Linked DNA regions of Mus musculus: all the other regions are linked to region 5. Evidence: chromatin loops called from intact Hi-C (ENCODE). Cell type or tissue: heart. All regions are shown on one strand. Region 1 holds the start of Tcam1 (testicular cell adhesion molecule 1). Region 2 has its middle 19 kb from the start of Gm39424. Region 3 holds the start of Kpna2 (karyopherin (importin) alpha 2). Region 4 holds the start of Smurf2 (SMAD specific E3 ubiquitin protein ligase 2). Region 5 holds the start of Ddx5 (DEAD box helicase 5).

Region 1 (4,000 bases), 510 kb after region 5:
CTCAAAGGAACAGATACACTGCAGTCAAACTGGTTGGTTTTCCCTGTAGTTGCTACTAGTTTAGGTCTGTGCCCCTCAGTAGACACAGGAAAACAGGGAAAGGTGAGGGTTCTTTTTGGTCATCACCCTATCACCCCTCACCCCTCATCTCCACACCTGTGTTTATCCTTCCTTCCTTGTTTCTTTCCATCCTTTCTTTCTTCCTTCCTTTCTTTTATTTTGAGACAGGATCTTGCTCTATAGCCCAGGCCAATCTGTATTTATCCTGGGCTAACCTTGAACTCACAGTCTTCCTGACTTGGTTTTTCCAACGCTGGGTTAAAGGCTTGTGCCACCATCCCAGGTTCCCAGACACTCTGTGCGCTACGCTGTGTCATGCCCTCCTCCCATCTGCCTGTCACACCCACAGCTCTAATCCTTCATCATTTTGTCAGCATGCATTTGATCTGATTCTGAGTGAGCCAGCACTCAGCCTACACTTGTCTGGTCACTCCGAGGCTGGCAGTCTTAGCATCTGCTCCCTCTATGGTCTATGTATTCCTTGGTTTATTCTGTAAAATATATCCCAACTTAGAGAACTTAAATTGTTTTTTTTTCTTTGGCTTTGTTGTTTTTGAGACAGCCTCACGTGGCCCAGGCTGGCTGGCCTTGAACTTGCTATGTGGCTGTGGATGACTTTGAACTCCTGATCCTCCTATCTCTCCCTAATGCTGGGACTACAGGAGTGTAACACCAGGACCAGCTAGGATTAAACTACTGGAAAGTTCAGGCCCACGGTCCAGACCCTTGGGGATTGGCTGTGGGACAGGACCTATCCCAGATGTGTGAGGTATGGCTTCAGCCACATCCTGTGCTTTGGACGTTGGGTTCTCGAGGCCCATTCGCATTCAAGTGTTCCTGAGGTTTCTCCTAAGCGGGAGCCACACTCCAGCCTTTGCCTCCTCTCTGCCTGGGAGCCATCCCCTCCTCCCCTTGCTCTCTGCTCATCTCTTAGGAGGTCCCTTTACCCTGACTACTCTCTCTTCAGCCCTCAGCACCCACAATGTCGGTCCGTTTTCCTTTCCTATCCTACACATCACCTCTAACACATTTACGGTGGCCATGCCCTGTAAGTGTTACCACGGAGAGAACCTAAATAACTCCCCCTAATTTCAGTTGTTCTCTGTTAACTTAAAAAGCTACTCACTGTGAAGGTCACACAGTGTAGCAATGCAGTGTTGGTCTTCCAGTTATAGATTGCAACTGACCACAGTTAAGAATGGTTGCCTGGGTTACTTTTTTTTTTTTTTTTCTAAACATCCTGAAGACTGAAAGCACTCTTCAATCCAGCCTTGGATGAGTGATTGGAGAGAATAAAGAGGCCTGCCTCTGTCTTCAGACAGTGTTGCATGCAGATATATGGGACCATTTGAAAACACTTTGGTTCAAAAGGATAATACGGGGTTAACTTGACCTAGAGCCCACCCCCCTTTAAAGTCACCTACAGCAGTGGTGACTACAATCATCAGTCCATGAAATTAGCAAAAAGGGACAGCACTGCCTAACCCTGAGTCCTGGAAAGTCCTGACTTTGTCTCAGAAAACATGACCACTACTGTCAGCCAGCTCTGAATTGAGAAGCATCTTTGGCCACTGAATAAAGATCTCTCTTGCCAATGGCTTGTGGTGGTGGTGGTGGTGGTATGCCAGGAACATTTTTCCAAGTTTCCGCTGTGCCTCTCTTCCCTGAACTAAAAGGCTGTGTCCGGCCAGGCATGGTGGCACATGCCTTTAACCCCAGCACTTGGGAGGCAGAGGCAGGCGGATTTCTGAGTTTGAGGTCAGCCTGGTCTACAAAGTGAGTTCCAAGATAGCCAAGGCTACACAGAGAAACCCTGTCTCGAAAAACCAAAACCAAAACCAAAAAAAAAAAAAAAAAGAAAGAAAAAAAGAAAAAGAAAAAAGGCTGTGTCTGTCTTCCTTGCACTATAAACACCATGAAGGAAGGGTCCCTTGTTTTAGCCACTGATGGGTTCCTACAGACTGGAACGGTTATAGCAATTACCAATGGTGGAACCAAAGGAAATATAAACTAATACTTGTGGGAAGGAACACTTGGATGGGGGATCAAAAGGCCAGCCTTCGCTGGGAAAGTGGCGTGCATACAGTTGAGTCTGAAGGCATTTAACGGCAGTATTTAAAACACTTGGAAATAGATGGGAACCAAATACTTCCAGGCGTGTTGGCTAACTCCCCCACCTGCTAGCTGATCCTCTCCTGGATTTCACAAGTACAAACCGACATAAATCCAAGCAAACCAAATAGGACCCAAATCCTCACTGAGTCAAAGCGGTCGTCTTGCCCCTCTTGCCTCACTGCCGAACCTTCCTCGATGCTTGGGGACCTCAGACTGAACAGCGACATCGCCAACGCGCTCGAAACCACCACGTGCGGCAACCGTTGAGTCCGTGCTCCTGTAAGGGGCGCTGTGCGCCTGTGCTGCGCCGAAGTCCCCTGATCTGCCCAGAAACTCGTGACGCTTACTCTGCCTCTTAACAGGATTGGCTGAGAGGAGAAGCGTGAACAAATAGCTTAAAAAGCTGGGTGCTTCGGAAGAAGAGTAGGGAAGCCATCTCCTGCTTCGAAAGGAGTGCGGATTTGTCTCTAGACAATCGCTACTGAGCGAGGCTTGGTGATGCAGACCCATAACCCTTGCTTATGGGAGCTGGTGGCAAGAGAAATACCAGTGCAAGGTCATGCCTTGATACTTGGGCTGTTGGTAGACAATAAGCTAGGTGGGGACAGACAGTAAAGTCAACCATGCCGCACTAAGCTCTTTAGACAGGCTTTCCCAAAAGTTACCGGCGTTTAGACTATGTAGAGCGGTGGGGTCCTTTACAGGCAATCCTGCGATCGCGTGATACAGCAAAGCAGGGCTGTTCCCAAAGTCGGGATGGAAGGGAAGGTGGAAGCGCCTCTCCTATCTCAGACTCAGCTCAGAGTCCCTGAGAGTTCTGAGAAGCCCAGAGAGCTACATTCTGAAGTCCCCTGATGAAGATAAGTGAGGACACTCGGGTTCGTGGATGGAAGTGTTCTGATTTGCTTTCTCGGGGAAAAGAAATGCCAGAGGATTGGCTAGGGTGGCCCATGCAGGAAGCCAGTTGGATGGGGTGGAAGACATGCTGAGGAGCTAGGAAAGATTTGGGAAAACAGAAGTACGTGATTCAGAATGGGGGTGGGGGTGGAAGATGACGGTGGTGTCGAGAAAGAGAAAGCTCTAAGCTGTTGTCACCACCTTGCCTTTTACCCCTAGCATGGACTCTAACCCTTCGAAACCATAAGGCCAATTAAATGGGTTTTGTTTGTTTGTTTGTTTTTAAAGACGGGGTGTCTTTGTGCAACACGGCTTTGTAGACCAGGCTGGCCTTGAGCTCACAGAGATCCACTTGCCTCTGTCTCTTGAGTGCTGGGACCAAAAGTCTGCACCCCCCACATGCAGTTTAAGTGTTTCCTTTTCTAAATTGCTTTGGTCATCACATTTTGTCACAGCAATAGAAAAATAGCCAATATCACCGGAAAACAGCTTTAATGTATGAGCTATGTCTCCATCCCTGCAGCATCCTTTTTACTGACCATGTAACACTGTTTCATGTGCATTATCTGATTCTCTGTTGTCAGACACTGATGCTGTTACATGATATAAAGAAAACACTAGGACCATAACAGCAAGCCTTGGCTCTACAGAGCAGCAAGTCAAACTTGGCTGACCCCACAGAAGATTCACAGGCCAGTTCATGCAGGCTTAGCTTTCCTGCTCTTTGAACAAAGGAGCCCCTCCCCCACCTTCTGGAGACAGGATCTTATTATGTACACTGTAGCCAATAATGAAACTGACCTTCCACTTCTCTGGCCTTCACCTCCCAAGTGCTGAGATTACAGGCATGCATGACCACACCCAGCTTTATGTGGTGCTAGGGATGGGAGGCAGGGCTCCACGCATGCTAGGCGAGCACACTGCCAAC
Region 2 (4,000 bases), 190 kb before region 5:
TCCCTTCCCGGAACTAATGTGGAGAGAGCTAGCAGGTTTCTAACATACTTCAGCTGTTCAGGAAATACTTTAAATAATTTCCTGCTGCAGAGGCTAAGAGGAAGGCCAACCAACTGGAAAGGCGTGTGCCTGCTCTCTCTCTGTCTGTCTCTGTCGTTATCTATCTCTCTGTCTCTCTCTACCTCTGTCTGACCTCAAGTTCAGTTCAGAAGGGCCCTTTACCCGTTCATGTAACACTCTGGACAGTCATCCTTTTTATGTGGAATTTGTTTGTTTGTTTTGAGGCCGGGTTTCTCATTGTAGTCTTGATTGGCCTGGAACTCACTCTGTAGACCAGGCTGGGCTCGAACTCAAGAGATCCAATTTGAGTACTGGGATTAAAGGCATTCACCACCACCACCATTTGGAGGGATTGTTATTTTTAAGAACGTGGATGTGAGAATCCTGGTATCTTAGACTTCCATTGTATTCTGGGCTTCCTAAGAAACCTTACAAATCTAAGTTAATTAAGCCTGGTAAGTCCTCTCTGTCATTATTGAAAGGTAGCCAGCTCTGAGATAGACTGGTTACCCTGGACAACAAATAGTGGCCAGATGGGAAGCCAGAGGCCCAAAGCAATGGCAAGGAAGAATGGAGTTAGGCAATGAGTAATTAATTGCCTCCCTCCTTTGCTTCAGCCTGCAGCAGGCCTCAAATGACTGCCATTTCTAACTGGGTCATTGAAACATTAGAGCAAACTTTCAGGTAATGGCTTAAGGGAAAAAAAAAAAAACAGAAAAAAAAAAAGCCTAAGATTCTAGTCTATTTAAATTGTTGGTTCTAAAGGCAGATTTTGAAATTCCCCTTCCCTCAGGGGGCATGTCACAGTGTGGAGACAGTTTTGGTTGTCACATGTGAGACAGGGCTATTTTACTGCCTCTGAACGTCCATAATGCATACAATAGGCCTCAGTAAAGACACATCCATGCTTAGGAATGTCAACAGCTTGGAGGTTACAAGCCCTGTGTTACTGTTGTTGTTACAAACTCTGTGTTACAGTTGTTGTTGTTACAAACCCTGTGTTACTGTTGTTGTTGTTGTTACAAACTCTGTGTTACTGTTGTTGTTACAAACTCTGTGTTACTGTTGTTGTTACAAACCCTGTGTTACTGTTGTTGTTGTTACAAACTCTGTGTTACTGTTGTTGTTGTTACAAACCCTGTGTTACTGTTGTTGTTGTTACAAACTCTGTGTTACTGTTGTTGTTGTTACAAACTCTGTGTTACTGTTGTTGTTGTTACAAACTCTGTGTTACTGTTGTTATTGTTACAAACTCTGTGTTACTGTTGTTGTTACAAACCCTGTGTTACTGTTGTTGTTACAAACTCTGTGTTACTGTTGTTGTTGTTACAAACTCTGTGTTACTGTTGTTGTTGTTACAAACCCTGTGTTGCTGTTGTTCACTAATGAGAGTAAATCCTCCCTCTGTAATCAGGCTTTGCCAGGACATCACAGTAATCCTCCCTCCTTAGCTTCCCAAGTGCTGGGGTTACAGGTGTGGGTCCTCACATGCGGATGAGACCCTGGCTTAAAGATTCAGGAGACAGCATGCCTTTTATCCCAGCACTTGGGAGACAGAGGCAGGTGGATTTCTAAGTTCGAGGCTAGTCTGGTCTACAAAAGTGAGTGCCAGGACAGCCAGGGCTACACAGAGAAACCCTGTCTTGAAAAACCAAAAAAAAAAAAAAAAAAAAAAAGATTCAGGAGACAGCTTCCAGGTACCCCAGGCTAAGCTGGAATCAGCCACCAGGGAAACACCCTGGGATTGGTTTATTTATTTACTTATGCATTTTATCTATTTTGAGGCAGGGTCTGATAAACCAGGTTGGCTGTGCATACTCAGCCTAAGGAAAGGTTTAAAAGCCTGGAAGGCTCCTTGCAACTAGAAAGATAACCACAGGGAGGCAGTAGAGTTTAGGGCGTTAGAACCTTGCTCTTGAATTCCATTTGCGTTGCCATCCAGGCTGGACGCCTCCAGACCGCTGTGTGGCCTTCAGCAAGTTGTTTAACTGCTCTGTGCGGCACAGCTCCCCAAGGTAGAGATGAAACTGCTATCGACTTCCTAAATGAAATTATGAGTGATGCCAGCTCTCGATTAGTTTTAGGGTTAAAAATTAAAAGCGAGTAGGGCAGGACACAACTTGGTTTTGGATTCACTCCGTAGCTGAGGATAACACTGGATTCTTGACTTTTGTGCCTCCACCTCCAAAGTACTGGAATTGCAGTGTAAATGCTGAATAGCTCCCCCAACAAATCCATTCCTATTAGATTAAGTTCACTGCAGTGCAGGTATCTCAGTGTGTGTGTGTGTGTGTGGGGGGTGTCTATGTCCAAAGGCTTTTGAGGGGAGGTTTCTCAGGAATTTGGTCCAGAGCACAGAAGTCACTGTTCCCATGGGGCCCAAGTTGCCTTTCTCCAGATTGTAAGCTGGCCTTGAACTCACAGAGATCCTCCCATCTCTGCCCCTGGATGGTGGAATTCAGGTGTGTACCACCACTCTTGGCAAATAGATGAAACTTATATTTATTTAATGTACTGTACAATGTTGAGGGTTTACCTGCATGTATGTGTGCATGTACGTATGTATGTATGCATGTGTGTATGTGGCTATGTACATATACTGTACCCAGTGTCTACAGAGGCCAGAAGAGGGAGGGCACTGGATCTCTCTTGAACTGAACTCACAGATGCTTGTGAACCACCATAGTGTGCTGGCTTTGCTCAGTTTGCCCGCAGGAGTCCCTGTGGGGTTTCCTTTTAAAGAGTTATCTTGAAAATCATGTCTGTGTCTGTGTGTAAGTATGTACACGTGTGTTCAGGGACCTGAGGAGGCCAGAGGCACCAGATCAGATGGAGTTACAGTGCCCCATGCGGCTGTAGGGAACCTGACTCAGGTCTGCAGGGAGAACGCTAAGTACCTCAACCAAGGCATCTCTCCAACTGCTATCTTTTTGCTTCATATAGGTAAGTGCATCTCTTGTCTAACAGCATGAATAACCTCAATTTTAAGGAGCCGTGTGCTTTCTGTGGTTCGGGACCTACTTATAGCCTGCAGAAGTGGCCATGCACTGCAATTTTCCAGACACATTTGCCCTTTGTAGTCCTGTTCCCAGCAGGTGCCAAGGTGGCAGAAAGAGATGTCTATCTTTTCCATACAATTTAAAATATTCATTCATTTGTTTGTTTATTTATTTGTTTTTGGCTAGGCATAGCTTAAATTCTAGCACTGGGAAGGCAGAATCAGGCATATCTCTATGAATTTGAGGCCAGCCTGATCTACATAATGAGACCCTGTCTAAAAAAACTATATTTTCAAAATTTTATATGTATGTGCCCCCCATGTGCGTGTCTGATGCCTTTGGATGTCAGGAGAGAGCATGAGATTCCCTGGAACTGGCGTTACAGAGGTTGACAACCATTACGTGGGTGCAAGGAACTGAGCCTGGGTCCTCTCCCAGAGCAGTCAGCGCGTCTAACCTCTGAACCATCTTTTTCTTTATCTATATATTTTGAGACAGGATCTCCCTATAGCTTGTTATGTAGCTCAGGTTGGCCTTGAATCAACAGAAATCCACCTGCCTCTGCCTCTGCCTCCCCAGTGTAGAGACTAAAGGTGTGAGCCACCCACACATACCTGGCTTGATACACTTTTTTTGAGTCATGACCATTGCGTGTATGTTGGGAGCCTGAAGGCCAGGTGGGAGGAATTAGACTTAGGCCTATTTGTGTGTAGTTCAGGTGTTCTAGCCGATTCACTGGGAGAGGCAGGATTGTGTGCAGGAGGAAAGGGGCCTGTCTACTTGATTCTTATTATGTTTGGTTTTTCCGAGACAGCCTAGCTTAGGCTGGTTGAACTCCTGGTTTTCCTGCCCATACATTTTGAGCTACCACAGGCAGCTTGTACTCCTACTATGTGAAAGGAGGTGGGTGAACACAGTGAGTAGTGACCTCTATCCCTGGC
Region 3 (4,000 bases), 210 kb before region 5:
GATATACTATCAAATATTTAGGGCTAAAGAGATATCAAAAGGCCAAAAAAGCCGCTTTGGTGGCCCACTCCTTTAATAACACAAATGTCTTTAACACCAGCACTTGGGAGACAGAGGCTTTTGGATCTCTGAGTTCGAGGCCAGCCTGGTTTACAGAGGATGTTCTAGGACAGCCAGGGCTACACAGAGGAAACCATGTCATGAAAAGCAAAAACAAATTAGAGAAAAGGCTAAAATATGTGTGTGTGTGTACACTATATACATGTTACATATTTTAAAATGTGCCGAAATGTTAACATTTGGCAAGTCTAGGCAAAGGTTTGTGATTCTGTGTTCAGAATTACTCAAGTTTTAAAGTATTTGAAGGCAGGCAGTGGTGGCACACTGCCTTTAGTCCCAGCACTCTGAGGTCTGTGGAGTTCAGTCAGGTCTACAGAGACACAGAGAAACCCATTAAGTGTGTGTGTGTGTGTGTGTGTGTGTGTGTTTGGGGGAAGGGAGCAAAATAAAGAAATAAATAAAAAATTTTAAAGGTTTGGAGAAAATAGGTATTAATAAGTTATTGGTTTTTTGTTTTTGTTTTTCGAGACAGGGTTTCTCTGTGTAGCCCTGGCTGTCCAGGAACTTACTCTGTAGACCAGGCTGGCTTCGAACTCAGAGAACTCAGAAATCCGCCTGCCTCTGCCTCCCAAGTGCTGGGATTAAAGGTGTGCGCCACCACCACCGGGCTAATAAATTATTGTTACCATATTTGCTGCTTCCATTGTCCTTTTTCTTTTTCTTTTTTTTTTTTTTTTTTTGCTTCTGTCCTGGAACTCACTCTGTAGACCATGCTGGCCTCGAACTCAGAAATCCGCCTGCCTCTGCTTCCTGAATGCTGGGATTAAAGGTGTGCGCCACCACTGCCCGGCTTCCATTGTCTTTATTTTCCAAGTAATCTAAAAGTTTACCACACGGGACAAAGTGGGGCATGTCTGTAATCCCAGAACTGACGTTGAGGAAGGATTGCATTAGGTTCAAGGCTAGCCTGGGCTCTATTGTTAATGTGAGACCCTGCCTCAATCCCACTCCCCATGATAAAAATTAAATAACCAGTAAATAGCACAAACAATAATATAGCGATACAACTAATGATTGCCTAAAGATAAAATAATCAACAAATACTATAAACAATATAGTGATACAACTAATGGTTAAGAGGCACACAGATCCACGTTCTCCCGGTGACCAGCTCCTGATGTAAAATTTTTTTAAAGTAAATATATTTCTCTTTTCTTTTATTGATTGATTGACTGATTGGTTGATTGAGACAGGGTCTCACTATTTAGCCCTGGTTGGCCTGGCTGTATAAACCAGGTTTGCCTTGAACTCCTAGTGCTGGGATTAAAAGCCTGCGCCAATCACCGCAAGCTAAGCCTTTTTTTACAAGTGTAATAATAATTTCGTGTGTTTGTTTAAGGACAAGCCCAGGGAAAGCAAACAGGGTACGGCCCAGTGTCCATCTAAGCATAGACGAAACGCAGGTCTCCATGCTGTGTGCTGAGATCTGGAGTCACCCTTCTGCAAGGCACCCTGGGATTGCCCGGCCGCTCCCTCATCTCGCGACGCTTCCCTGCTTACCGCCCCACCCCCACCTTTTTTTTTTTTTTTCCCCTACGACCTGCGTCTGCGTCCCACCCCCACCCCCGCCTAACGTGTTTTTCAAACCTACCAATGAACGCGCAGCTTAGGCTCAAATCAGCCAATCGGAACGCGGCGTCACCGGGAAATTTAAATCGCGCCGGCCGGCAGCACGAGGCACAAAATCTGAGGGCTGAAGGGTAGCAGACGTTTCCACAGCCGCCGACCCGCAGCTTGAGTGTCCTGCACCACCTTTCGTGGAAATCTGAGCCGGCTGTACAGGTAGGAACGGAAGCCGGTCCTGAGCAGTAACGGCCGGACGGAAGGCTGCGGGGCGGAGGGCGGGAGCAGGCCGCGCCCGGGCCGGAGCTGAGCCTCCCTGCTCCGACCAGGCCTCGGGGCGGGTTGGTTTCGCCACGCCGGGGTCAGGGTTGGCAACGCCGGGCGCTGCGGAGGGCAGCGAAGGCCTGGGAGCGGCTCGGGTCGGCGTGGAGGGACCGGAGGGCAGCCGCAGTCGAGCGGACCTACCTGGCTGTGCCGCCGCTTTCCTGATGCTTCTGCCCCGGGGAGGAGACGCAGCTTTGGGCAGGGGATGAAGGTGGCAGTTAAGACACCCCAGTTAAGCCCTTGACCCGGATCACCTGGGTCAGGGTCGAGGACGGACATAAAGCAGTTAAACCTACTAGCTTACCAGGGTACTTTGGGTTCCTGTCCCTTCGCGACGACCACACCTGGGTTCTATCGAGCCCCACTGATCACAGCTGATGTCATCCCGGCTGAATGCATTCTCTGGAAGTGTGTGCAAGATGCGGCGTTAATGCCATTGCTGACAGCGATGATGTGATGGAAGGCCCTATAATGGAACGAACCGATTCTTTATGTAACTTGCAAGAGGGTACTAGTATGGATCCGTTTTGGCCATCGATCAACAGAAAACGAGAGCTGCGTTTATTGCCTTAAGGACGTAGATGGTTGCCAGGCATTGTTGGCGCACGCCTTTAATCCCAGCACTTGGGAGGCAGAGGCAGGCCGATTTGAGTTCGAGGACAGCCAGGGATACACACAGAAACCCTGTCTCGAAAAATAAAACAAACAAAGGACGTAGATTGTTCTCCTACTTGGTGTTCTATTAACTAATGGAGCCTAGAATTTAGATCCTTGACTTAATACCGTGCTGGCTAGAGGCTTAAGACTATTGAGTGTTTGAAAAGCCGCTAATCTGTTGAGATGCCCCGTGTGCTTAAACTACCCATTGGATTTTGAAGGTGTATAAAAACAGTAAGACATCTCAATTTTTCTGTATTGATGACATCCTCAAATGGTAATAGTTTAGCTATATTGGGTAAAAGTCTTAAAATTAATTTCCTTCCTTCCTTCCTTTCTTTTTGTTTTTTCGAGGCAGGGTTTCTCTGTGTAGCCCTGGCTGTCCTGGAACTCTGTGGACCAGGCTGGCCTCGAACTCAGAAATCCTCCCGCCTCCCAAGTGCTGGGACTAAAGGAGTGCGCCACCACTGCGGGGCTCACTGTGGTTAGTGGAAATTTTAAATTATCTTTTTTTAAAATTTTTTTTGATTGACAGTTAAGTTGCCTTTGTAGTAAGGGGCAATTATGGCTTAGTATTATAGCCATAATGATGAAAACTTGTAGGATTTTGTTTTGTTTTTATTTTATTTATATATTTTTGAGACAGGGTTTCCTGAGTAGTCCAGGCTGTCCTGTAATTCACTCTGTATACTAGACTGGCCACAAACTCAGATCCGTTTTACCTCTGCCTCCTGAGTGCTTGGAGTGCTTTGCCATCACTGCCAGGCTGTGTTGTGTCGTCATCTTTGTTTTTGTTTTTTTTTTTTTTTTTTTTGGTTTTTGTTTTTGGTTTTTCGAGACAGGGTTTCTCTGTATAGCCCTGGCTGTCCTGTCCTGGAACTCACTTTGTAGACCAGGCTGGCCTCGAACTCAGAAATCCACCTGCCTCTGCCTCCCAAGTGCTGGGATTAAAGGCGTGTGCCACCGTTGCTGCTTTTTAAATCTAGTATAGAAATGGAGTTGAGATTTAGTTGATTATAACATGCTATTGTATATTTCTGTTTGTTTCATCTTAAGATAGGGTTTCTCTATGTAGACCTAGCTGGCCTGGAACTCTCTACAGACCAGGCTGGCTTCAAACTGATAGAGATCTGGTTGTCTCTGCCTCCCAAGTGCTAGGATTAAAGGCGTGTATTACTCTACCCAGCTTCTGTTGCATTCTTATTAAAAATACTTTTTCTTTGTTTCTTTTTTTTTCTTCTCACCCTCCCTTGGCTCCTAGCTTTCCTCCTTGTTCCTGCAGCCATGTCCACGAACGAGAATGCTAACTTACCAGCTGCCCGACTTAACAGGTTCA
Region 4 (4,000 bases), 130 kb before region 5:
TCCATTTCCAGCCAGTCTGGTCTACATAGTAAGTTACAGGCCAGCAAGGCTTACACAGTGAGTCCCTGTCTGTAAAATAAAAGCTAAAATAACAAATACAGTGTTATTATAGATGTTGCTCAGTGGTAGTATGCTTGCCTATCATGTGTAAGACACTGGATTTGACTTCTAACATTACACAGAGGTTATCAACATATTGAATGGTTTTGCTTATTATTTATATTTTGAGCTTTTTAAAAGACTTATTTGTGTGTATGAATGCTTCTCCTGAATGTATCTGTGTGTATCGCATGCATGCTTGGTGCCCATGGAAGTTAGAAAAGAGCATCATATCCCTTGGAACTGGGGTTATAGATGGTTGTGAGCTAGCTTGTGGGTGCTGGGATGAACCCAGATTATCTGCAAGAGCAACAAACCATCTCTTCAGCCCTGACTGAATGGTTTAAAAGCATTATTCTTAGGGAAGTCTAAACGGAATTGTCTGAACCTATGCCCATTTCCCTGAGCCGCCACATATGTGAAGGTATTGCTTAAAACTCACAACAGTCTTCCACCCTCCCACCCCCTGCTAGGCTTCCGACCATTTTCTGAAATCTTAACTTCCATTTCCCAATACAAAGCTACAAATTATGCTAGTGGGTGGTTGGGAACAAAGTGTGGGCCATAAGAACCAGGGAAAGGAAGAGTGCATACATCAGCCTGCTCAGTTTATTGTCTCAGCCTAGCGTTTGAAACAGTGATGTAGCAATTGTTCTATCGCCACAGTAACTTTTGTGGGAATTATTTCCTGAGCCTTCAGATCTTACATTGCACAAAGAAGTGTTTAAGGGCCCTGTTCATTGCTTTGTGAATAATAAGCACTTAGTATTTCTTGATTGAATTTTTAGAGCTGTCCCTTGTATTTTAAGTCTTACTGCTAGAACTTATGATTTTGGGATCACTTTAATCCGTAGGAGTGTTTTTAGACCGATGAAACGCTCTTGGATTTCACCTGGAGAATGAAGTGTCTTAACTGGTAGATTTTAAGTCACCATTTGCAATGTTTTAGGATTAAAATGTATTAGGCTTCAATGAACAGTTTAAACGGCATTAATGTTATAACAGCTTTAAAGCAAAGCTAACATGGATATAAATCCACACTCTTTTTTTTTTTTTTTTTTGGTTTTTTGAGACAGGGTTTCTCCGTGTAGCGCTGGCTGTCCTGGAACTCACTTTGTAGACCAGGCTGGCCTCGAACTCAGAAATCCACCTGCCTCTGCCTCCCAAGGCATGCGCCACCACTGCCCGGCACAAATCCACACTCTTATCCTTAGTTTGCATTATTACTCTTGCGTGCACATAAAACTTGTATTCTCCATTTAAACCCTGCATTACATATAAAGTCTGACATGTTACATGGCTACCACAATTGCCATTTAGATGGCTGCATAAAAATGTGTTGCAGTTGATGTAATACAATTCACTATTAGGCTGCACTCTCACCCCAACCTTGCAAAACAAAATCCCAAAACAACCTGCATTATTTATTTGTCCAGAATAAGTTCTTATTAGTTGTAAGTCACCGCGTCAGAGTTACAGTCCTATTCATTTTCTTTTTTCCTCCTGGGACAGCAAAATACAGTACTGCGTGAGCTTTCCACACTATATCCACCTATCTTGTTCACAGTCTTTGGCCGCATTTGTATTATCTCCCTATGCTTGTCCTGGGCAGGGTTGGGGGAAGAATCGAGCAGGTAGGTAACCGGATATGGAGCACCAGGTGAGCCTGTGGAGGTGGCAATTACAATACTCAGAGCTAAGCACTCCTGGGAATTTGCTGGAGCGTTCGATGTGGGAATAGCATCTTGGCGAATTAATTCTTCGGACTTGGGTCTAACTTTACTCTCGCCAGCCTCTCAGAGCGCGCAGTGGGAGTATTACTCGGGCATTCTGCCCTGTAGGGACACAGGCGATCTTTCAGTGAGCTAGCTGGTCAGTAGGCCCCTCTGGTGCCATCGAGCCGGCGCCGCCGGGCGGTGTAGTTCGGGGCCCAGTCTGGGCCGTGGCGCACGCGCTGCCCGCAGCTCGCGCGGAGCCAGGCCTTCCTCTGGCGCCCCAGGCGCAGGAGACCTCGCCCACAAGCCCGCCCCCTCGCCGGCCCCGCCCACCGCAACCCCGCCCCGCCCGCCGGCCCCGCCCCCGTCTCCTCCCCGCCCCCAGGAGCCGACGAGTGGCGGCGGCGGCGGCGGCGGCAGCGGCTGCGGCCCCAGGACCGGGTTCTCTCAGACAAGAGGGCGGGCGGAGGAGGAAGCGGCCGAGCACCCGCCCGCCTCAGCAGACTTCGCACCGTCCGCTCCCAGGCCTCGCGGCACCGAGAAGGGGAGACCGAGGCGGACCGCGAGGACAAGAGGCGGCGGGGGCGCGGGGCGGAGGCGGCGCGGCCGGCCGCGGCTGCCGCTTTGTTGTGTGGCCCGGGCCGAGGAAGCAGAAGTGGGAGGAGGGGGGAGCTCTGCGTCCCGCTCCCTCCGCGGCTCATGGCGACGGCGCTCGGCACATCCGGGACCCTCCGGCCCTGGCGGCCGCGGCGCGGGCTGTTCGGACCCCGGCCCCGGCCGCTGTGGTGACTCCTCTGCGCCTCGCCGTCGGCCCAGCCCAGCCCAGTCCGCCCGCCCGCCCGCCGGCCCGCCGGCCGCGAGCGCCGCCGCCGCCGCCGCCGCCACCTCCCCCGCCGCTGGGGACATGTCTAACCCCGGAGGCCGGAGGAACGGGCCCGTCAAGCTGCGCCTGACAGGTGAGCTGGGCGGGCGGCTGTGGCGCCTGTGGGCAAGCAGAGGGCCGGGGTCGCGGTCGGTGGTGGCGTTGGACGGGAATCCGGGCGTGGGAAGGCCTAGTTTAGGGAGTCATTGGAGAACCACTTAGCTGGGGTTGGGAAATTCTTCAGAACGCCCAGTGTGTGGCCCGTGGGTCTCCCGTGGAGGGCGGATTTGAGGTCCTGAAGTCTCGTTTCCTGGGGTCACAGGAGCAGCCCCTGGGCTCCTGCCCAGGTGGGGTCGGGAAAGGGATTACTGAATCCAGTTGCTGACTGCGCGCGGTAAACACTCCTTAAACATGGAGTGAGTGCTTAACGGGAGAGTGCTTGTGTTCCCGGGTTGTTAACTTGGACACCTACCTATGCCCGGCAGTGAAACCTTTACTCTCCAGTGCTGCCAACCTCTGTGGCCAGTGCCACACACCTTAAACGCACGTCTCTGGGAGGGAGGGACCGAGACTGTGGTTGGCTTTTCCGGCGTGTCTGCCTGATCCCACGACTCCCGGCTCATTGTACACTCTGTGTTTTGGAAGTTGTTTGATTGTAGGGTAGCATGTTTGGGGTTGTTCCTTGTAGGCCGCAGAACTAGTTGCTCATGTCTTAACTCCAGACCTGGTTTAGAATCCCTTGCTTTGCAATGTGTTTCTCAGTCTGGACGCATACGAACTTTTAAGCTAACTTTCACTAGTCCTCTCCACACTTCTCACCCTCTTTCTAAATGGAAAGGAATGCTCAGAGGGATTTGGGAAAGACTGTTTAATGTTCCCAGCTGCAGGGAGTTGTTAACATATTACAGGTATAATTTGCTTACGATGCCACTTCTGATATTCTTCCGTGGTCAACGTCCCCCTCCTTTTAAGGAAAAATTGCGTTTGGTTTAAAGCGTGTAATTGAAACTATTGTCCCTCTGCTAGCTAGTCACGTCATTCACAGCAAGTAAATTGTCCACATTTATATTCAGATGTGTGGTGAAGAAGACGGCATTTTGTAGTTGGTTCATATGCATTTGCGCCAGCGAAGGATAAGCTGTAATTATGTTTGCCCACACTAAACTTTGAGATTTCTGTGGGTGAACTTTGTAGTTGAATGTTTGTGTGTTAACCGGCAGTCCATCGGCTGTACTTTCTAGGTAGCTTGAAGTGAATTTGGTATTTGAGAACTTAGTTGGAATGTATGTTGGCTACAGAGTAAAATACTTTACTTTTGAGGCTG
Region 5 (4,000 bases):
ATCTTCTCAGTAAATTAGGTTAACCAAATACAAACAACATTTTTTTTCCCTTTTAGAAACAAGGACTATGTAACTTTAGAATTCACTATGTAGACCAGCCTGGCCAACACACTTCACTATAATGTTAATTCTTATCTATAATCAGTAGTTAAGATCCAATAAATTTCAAGACCTATTCAAATTTAGAATCTTGAAGGTAGTTACAGAAATAACGTTTTTAAAGGCATGAATGAACTATATGAGATTGAGTCAAATGGGGATTAATTCAAATAAACGCCAAACCATTTATTTAATCATGGCTATTATTATGGGTGAGGTCCATACTGTACTCATTAAAGCAACTTGCACCATATTTGGATAGAAATAAGATATTGAAAGGGAAACAAAATTCTATGTCAAAGGAAACCTGTGACCTAAGACATAAAATTATTCTCACTTTTCAGTACCCTTACCTGGTACCTTTTCTCCCAAAATGGATTGATAAAGGGCAATAAAAACATTAGCATCACAGTCTTGAAGTTCGTGTATCCTCAGGTGTATGTGACATTTAAAAAGGAGGTTATTGGCAATTGTTACCCATTCTGTTGGGGAAGAAGTGGGGTGGGAGGAGGGGGAAATCAGTCTTCAATAGCAATAGAGAAAGTCATATATATGTACATTTAAAAATCACTGCTGCACAAGAATATACATTGGAAACTGTACAAGATAAGGACTCTTATGAAATTTCAAAGACTCAACCAGGCAAGTTCTCAAAAGATGTATTTAAGATAATTTCCTGTGCTAGCTAGCTTCTTTGAAGTCAAAACAGCTGTTCCAACCCAACTCTTATTCTTGTAACCTAAAATCCTATTTGCCAGTATTTTTATACTCACATGGGTGTTTTTAGTTACAATAAATTTATAGGTAACCAGGAATGTCATAAGTCAGCTGTAAATGATAATCTAAAAGTTGCTAGAAACTAACGGAGGTGGCTCAGAATTCCCAATAGTTTTAGACATGTTTTTACCCAATTATCTTGTGTAAGTTAAGATCTCTCGGGTGCCCAAATAAGGGATTAATTTAGGCTGTTAGGAACTTGAATAATGACAACACCGACACTAATGCATTTGTTAGTTTTCCTTTTATTATATTTGATGTATACGAAGGTAAAAAATGAAGAAAAAAAAAACCCAAATCGCTAAGTTCTAAATTAGCACATTAATTGTTTTCCAAAACCAGCTCTTGCCCTTCCCTAGATAGTGCAGGACTAAGGTTAAGGATTTCAGCAATAATTCCAAAACTTGAAACCCCTGAATCTTGAAATGACTGGAACTGGCCACATTTCCAGTACTGACACACGCTCTGGAGACAATAGTCTGAATATGTCATGCCCAGTATGCCCTCTTCCCGATGCCTATGTCGCACAGCTGACCAAGCCATGACAACCATTTTGGAAAGAGAGGAAAGCGTCCTAGACAACCGAATCAATTGGCTTTTCAAAGGCAGTACTAGAAAATGCCAGTTACTCTAGAGGGCATCAAAAGAACTTATGAGTGCTATGCCTCAAAAAGGAAAAAAAAATCAATATAAAGATAAGTTCTGCCTTAGTCCAAACAAAGCAAGGGGAAAGAGAGACAGTCTGTGGATAGATACCCCACAAAAATTCGGATCCAAGAAAGGATCTTGACTGCTCTATATAGACAGGATGCGGGTGTCCCAGGCTCGACAAAGAGTTCCTATCTCATCCCAAGTCTCAGTTCCACGTCTGGAAACCGCAAGAGGTTTCGAGGCTGAGACCCTAAATTCATAGAACCCCCCCCCCCACCGCGCGCGCGACTGCAACTAGTGTCCGACAGTCCCGAGCCTCCGCAGCGGCGCAGACGCGGTTCAGATTCAGCCCAAGGTCCGCGGAATGCTGCAGTACAAAACCACCAGGGCTCCAGGCCGAGACTCACCAGCCTCTGAGCTGGCCATACTGCCAGGAGAGGTCGCGGCCGGACTCCAAGACGAGAGCGCGGGCGACGGTGTCCCAGAAGGGTCGAACTCGGTCGAGCCGACGGGAGGAGGAGGGGGCAGACACTAGCGAGCGGGGAAGGAGGGGTGGAAGAGGGAGGGACGTTAAAACGGCTTCTCGACGCTGATTGGACAGCAGAGGAGCACTTCCTCGCAGCACGCGCTGAGGCGGCAGTTTGCGGGCTCCAGATACCATTCCCCGCGGTCAAGATCCCGCTTACGGGTTCTCAGATCGGCGGGCAGGGCAGCCAGGTCACCCAGCAGCCCGGCCGATCTCCCCGGGGGCGTTGGAGCCGCGCTTCCGGTGAGTTGGTGGTTTGGTGTTCCTCCGCCGAGAGACCAAGCGAGGAAGTAGTGCGATCCGCCTTGCCCTGGGTCCGATCACGTGATGAGGCCAAGCTCCGCCTCCCTGGTCTCCTTCGGTTATGGGCGTGGGGGGAGTCTGTGGAGACGTAAACATCTTCAAGTAGAGTCGGTGGAATGGCTGGCGCTGGCCATTTTAAGGACCGTCTGGCCACGGGGAAGCAGCTTGTCTGAGGTGTAGCGAGACGAGAGACGGCGGTGTCGCCAAAAGGGCGTCGGGGCGAGGCATTCTAGTGGTGTCACCCAGTCGTGAAGCGAGTAATAAACGGGCGCCGGGGAGGGAGCGCCCGCCCGCGGAGGGGGAGGGGCGAGAACATGGCGGATTCCGGAACCCGGGCGGGCGGGCGTTGAGGGCCTCCGAGCCAGGGGGGCGGGGTGATTAGGTCATAGAGCGGCTCCCAGCGTGCTTTGCGGCGAGGAGGCGGTCCAGACTATAAAAGCGGCTGCCGGGACGCAGCCGGCACCTCATTCATTTCCATCGGTCCTTGCCCTCGCAGCTCCGGCCCTCGACACCACCGGCCCCTCCGCTGGTGACGCCCCCGCAGAGGCTTCGCCGTCGCCGAGGCCTTCTCTCCGCGACTCGTCGCCGCAGGATTCTACTTTCACTGGGTTCCGCCCGCACACCGCCACCATTGACGCCATGTCGAGTTATTCTAGTGACCGAGACCGCGGCCGGGATCGAGGGTGAGTGTGACAAGAGACCTGTCAGGCCGGGTGGGGGATGGGAGAGCGGCGCGGCCGAAGGCTCGCCTTCCCAACCGACCTTTAGATTTTTTTTTTTCCCTTCCTGAAAGGAGGCCTGGCTTTTGTCACACGTCCGGTTAAAAGCCGTTAAAGGCTACGCTTCGGGTAATGGCGTTCAACCTTTTTTTTTTTTTTTTTTTTTTTTTTTTTGGTCCGGGAGGGTGGGCCGGGACCCGGGGCGGCCCGGCGACCTCGCGGCTGTTGAGGGAAACCCGGAGGAGTGTTTTCGGTCGGGAAGCGCCGCGCCTTTGAGGCGGTTCCCGGCGTCGTTTGCGCAATCTTTCGTTGGGTTGTTTTTTGAGGGGGGCCCCCCCTTCCGGTATCCCCGGGGGAAAGAAGGGGCGCTTTCGAGGTCCCCTGTGCCCCGTTGGGTGGCCTACGCCGGCGGATTCGGCCATGTGGCGGAGCCGCAGCCACAAAATGCCGGCCTCGGACATGGCGGCGGCGCCTTTGTTACCCCGCCCGGCGGAGGAGCTCAAAATGGCAGCGGCGAGAAAATGTGGCGCAGAGAGAAATGCGAGACAAAGAAGGAAGCGCCGCCCCAGCGGGAACGCCGCCCGGGCCGGGACTCCTCCCCCGGTTGCTTTCGGCTCCTCCTCTTTTTCTCCCTCGCGTTATATAATTTTGTTACCTTGGTTTGCAGCCGTTCGCGGCGTTTCCCTAGACTCGGCTCGCTGGCGCCTGTTCCCCTTTCTACCCTGTCCGCCGTGCTAGCCTCGTTCAGCTGCTCACATTGCCTTTGCGGCCCCGTTATTTCTTTAAGATTAGGTCCTTTGATGAAAACGGGCAAAAATAACCTTCCTAAGCTCCTCCCTTCTTGCCCAGCTCCTAGACGCTAATGCCTAAGCTCTGTGGGGAGAGAAGATGGAGGCTCTAACTCTTGTCCTTGTAATCTGGTCAG

What was found. A loop is a pair of places that touch in the nucleus more often than their neighbours do. Peaks named below come from ENCODE experiments on the same cell type or tissue, not always from the same donor. Only the 100,000 strongest peaks of a DNase experiment are listed, where the experiment ranks them.
Region 1: a loop joins it to region 5, with 2.3 times the contacts of the local background. A loop is called at or near these places in 2 of 42 quality-filtered maps.
Region 2: it touches region 5 in a loop (2.9-fold over the local background); 4 of 42 quality-filtered maps call a loop at or near these places.
Region 3: a loop joins it to region 5, with 2.6 times the contacts of the local background. A loop is called at or near these places in 7 of 42 quality-filtered maps.
Region 4: it touches region 5 in a loop (4-fold over the local background); 7 of 42 quality-filtered maps call a loop at or near these places.

The regions. Positions count from the first base shown.
Region 1 is chr11:106,275,112-106,279,111 of GRCm38, reverse strand. Tcam1 (testicular cell adhesion molecule 1) reads right to left here and starts at 2,390. Exons shown (of 8, transcript NM_001379686.1): 1 at 2,319-2,390. In heart, a CTCF peak has its summit at 2,450; a DNase peak (open chromatin) is centred at 2,511; H3K4me3 peaks cover 695 bases; H3K27ac peaks cover 1,039 bases; H3K27me3 peaks cover 291 bases.
Region 2 is chr11:106,978,589-106,982,588 of GRCm38, reverse strand. No RefSeq gene overlaps it. Among named protein-coding and RNA genes, the nearest start is that of Gm39424, 19 kb to the left of the region's middle. In heart, a CTCF peak has its summit at 1,931; a DNase peak (open chromatin) is centred at 1,998.
Region 3 is chr11:106,997,261-107,001,260 of GRCm38, reverse strand. It overlaps Kpna2 (karyopherin (importin) alpha 2), which reads left to right and starts at 1,736. Exons shown (of 11, transcript NM_010655.3): 1 at 1,736-1,902; 2 at 3,926-4,000. The coding sequence starts at 3,949. It overlaps Gm39424 (a long non-coding RNA gene), which reads right to left and starts at 1,792. Exons shown (of 3, transcript XR_880255.3): 1 at 1,712-1,792. In heart, a CTCF peak has its summit at 1,764; a DNase peak (open chromatin) is centred at 1,730; H3K4me3 peaks cover 2,950 bases; H3K27ac peaks cover 2,197 bases.
Region 4 is chr11:106,918,951-106,922,950 of GRCm38, reverse strand. It overlaps Smurf2 (SMAD specific E3 ubiquitin protein ligase 2), which reads left to right and starts at 2,236. Exons shown (of 19, transcript NM_025481.3): 1 at 2,236-2,770. The coding sequence starts at 2,719. In heart, a CTCF peak has its summit at 1,978; DNase peaks (open chromatin) are centred at 2,130 and 2,840; H3K4me3 peaks cover 2,495 bases; H3K27ac peaks cover 2,021 bases.
Region 5 is chr11:106,787,312-106,791,311 of GRCm38, reverse strand. It overlaps Ddx5 (DEAD box helicase 5), which reads left to right and starts at 2,818. Exons shown (of 13, transcript NM_007840.3): 1 at 2,818-3,039. The coding sequence starts at 2,996. Cep95 (centrosomal protein 95) reads right to left here and starts at 2,060. Exons shown (of 20, transcript NM_177088.3): 1 at 1,935-2,060; 2 at 453-581. The coding sequence starts at 1,953. In heart, a CTCF peak has its summit at 1,949 (motif pointing right); DNase peaks (open chromatin) are centred at 2,391, 2,721 and 3,631; H3K4me3 peaks cover 3,300 bases; H3K27ac peaks cover 2,806 bases.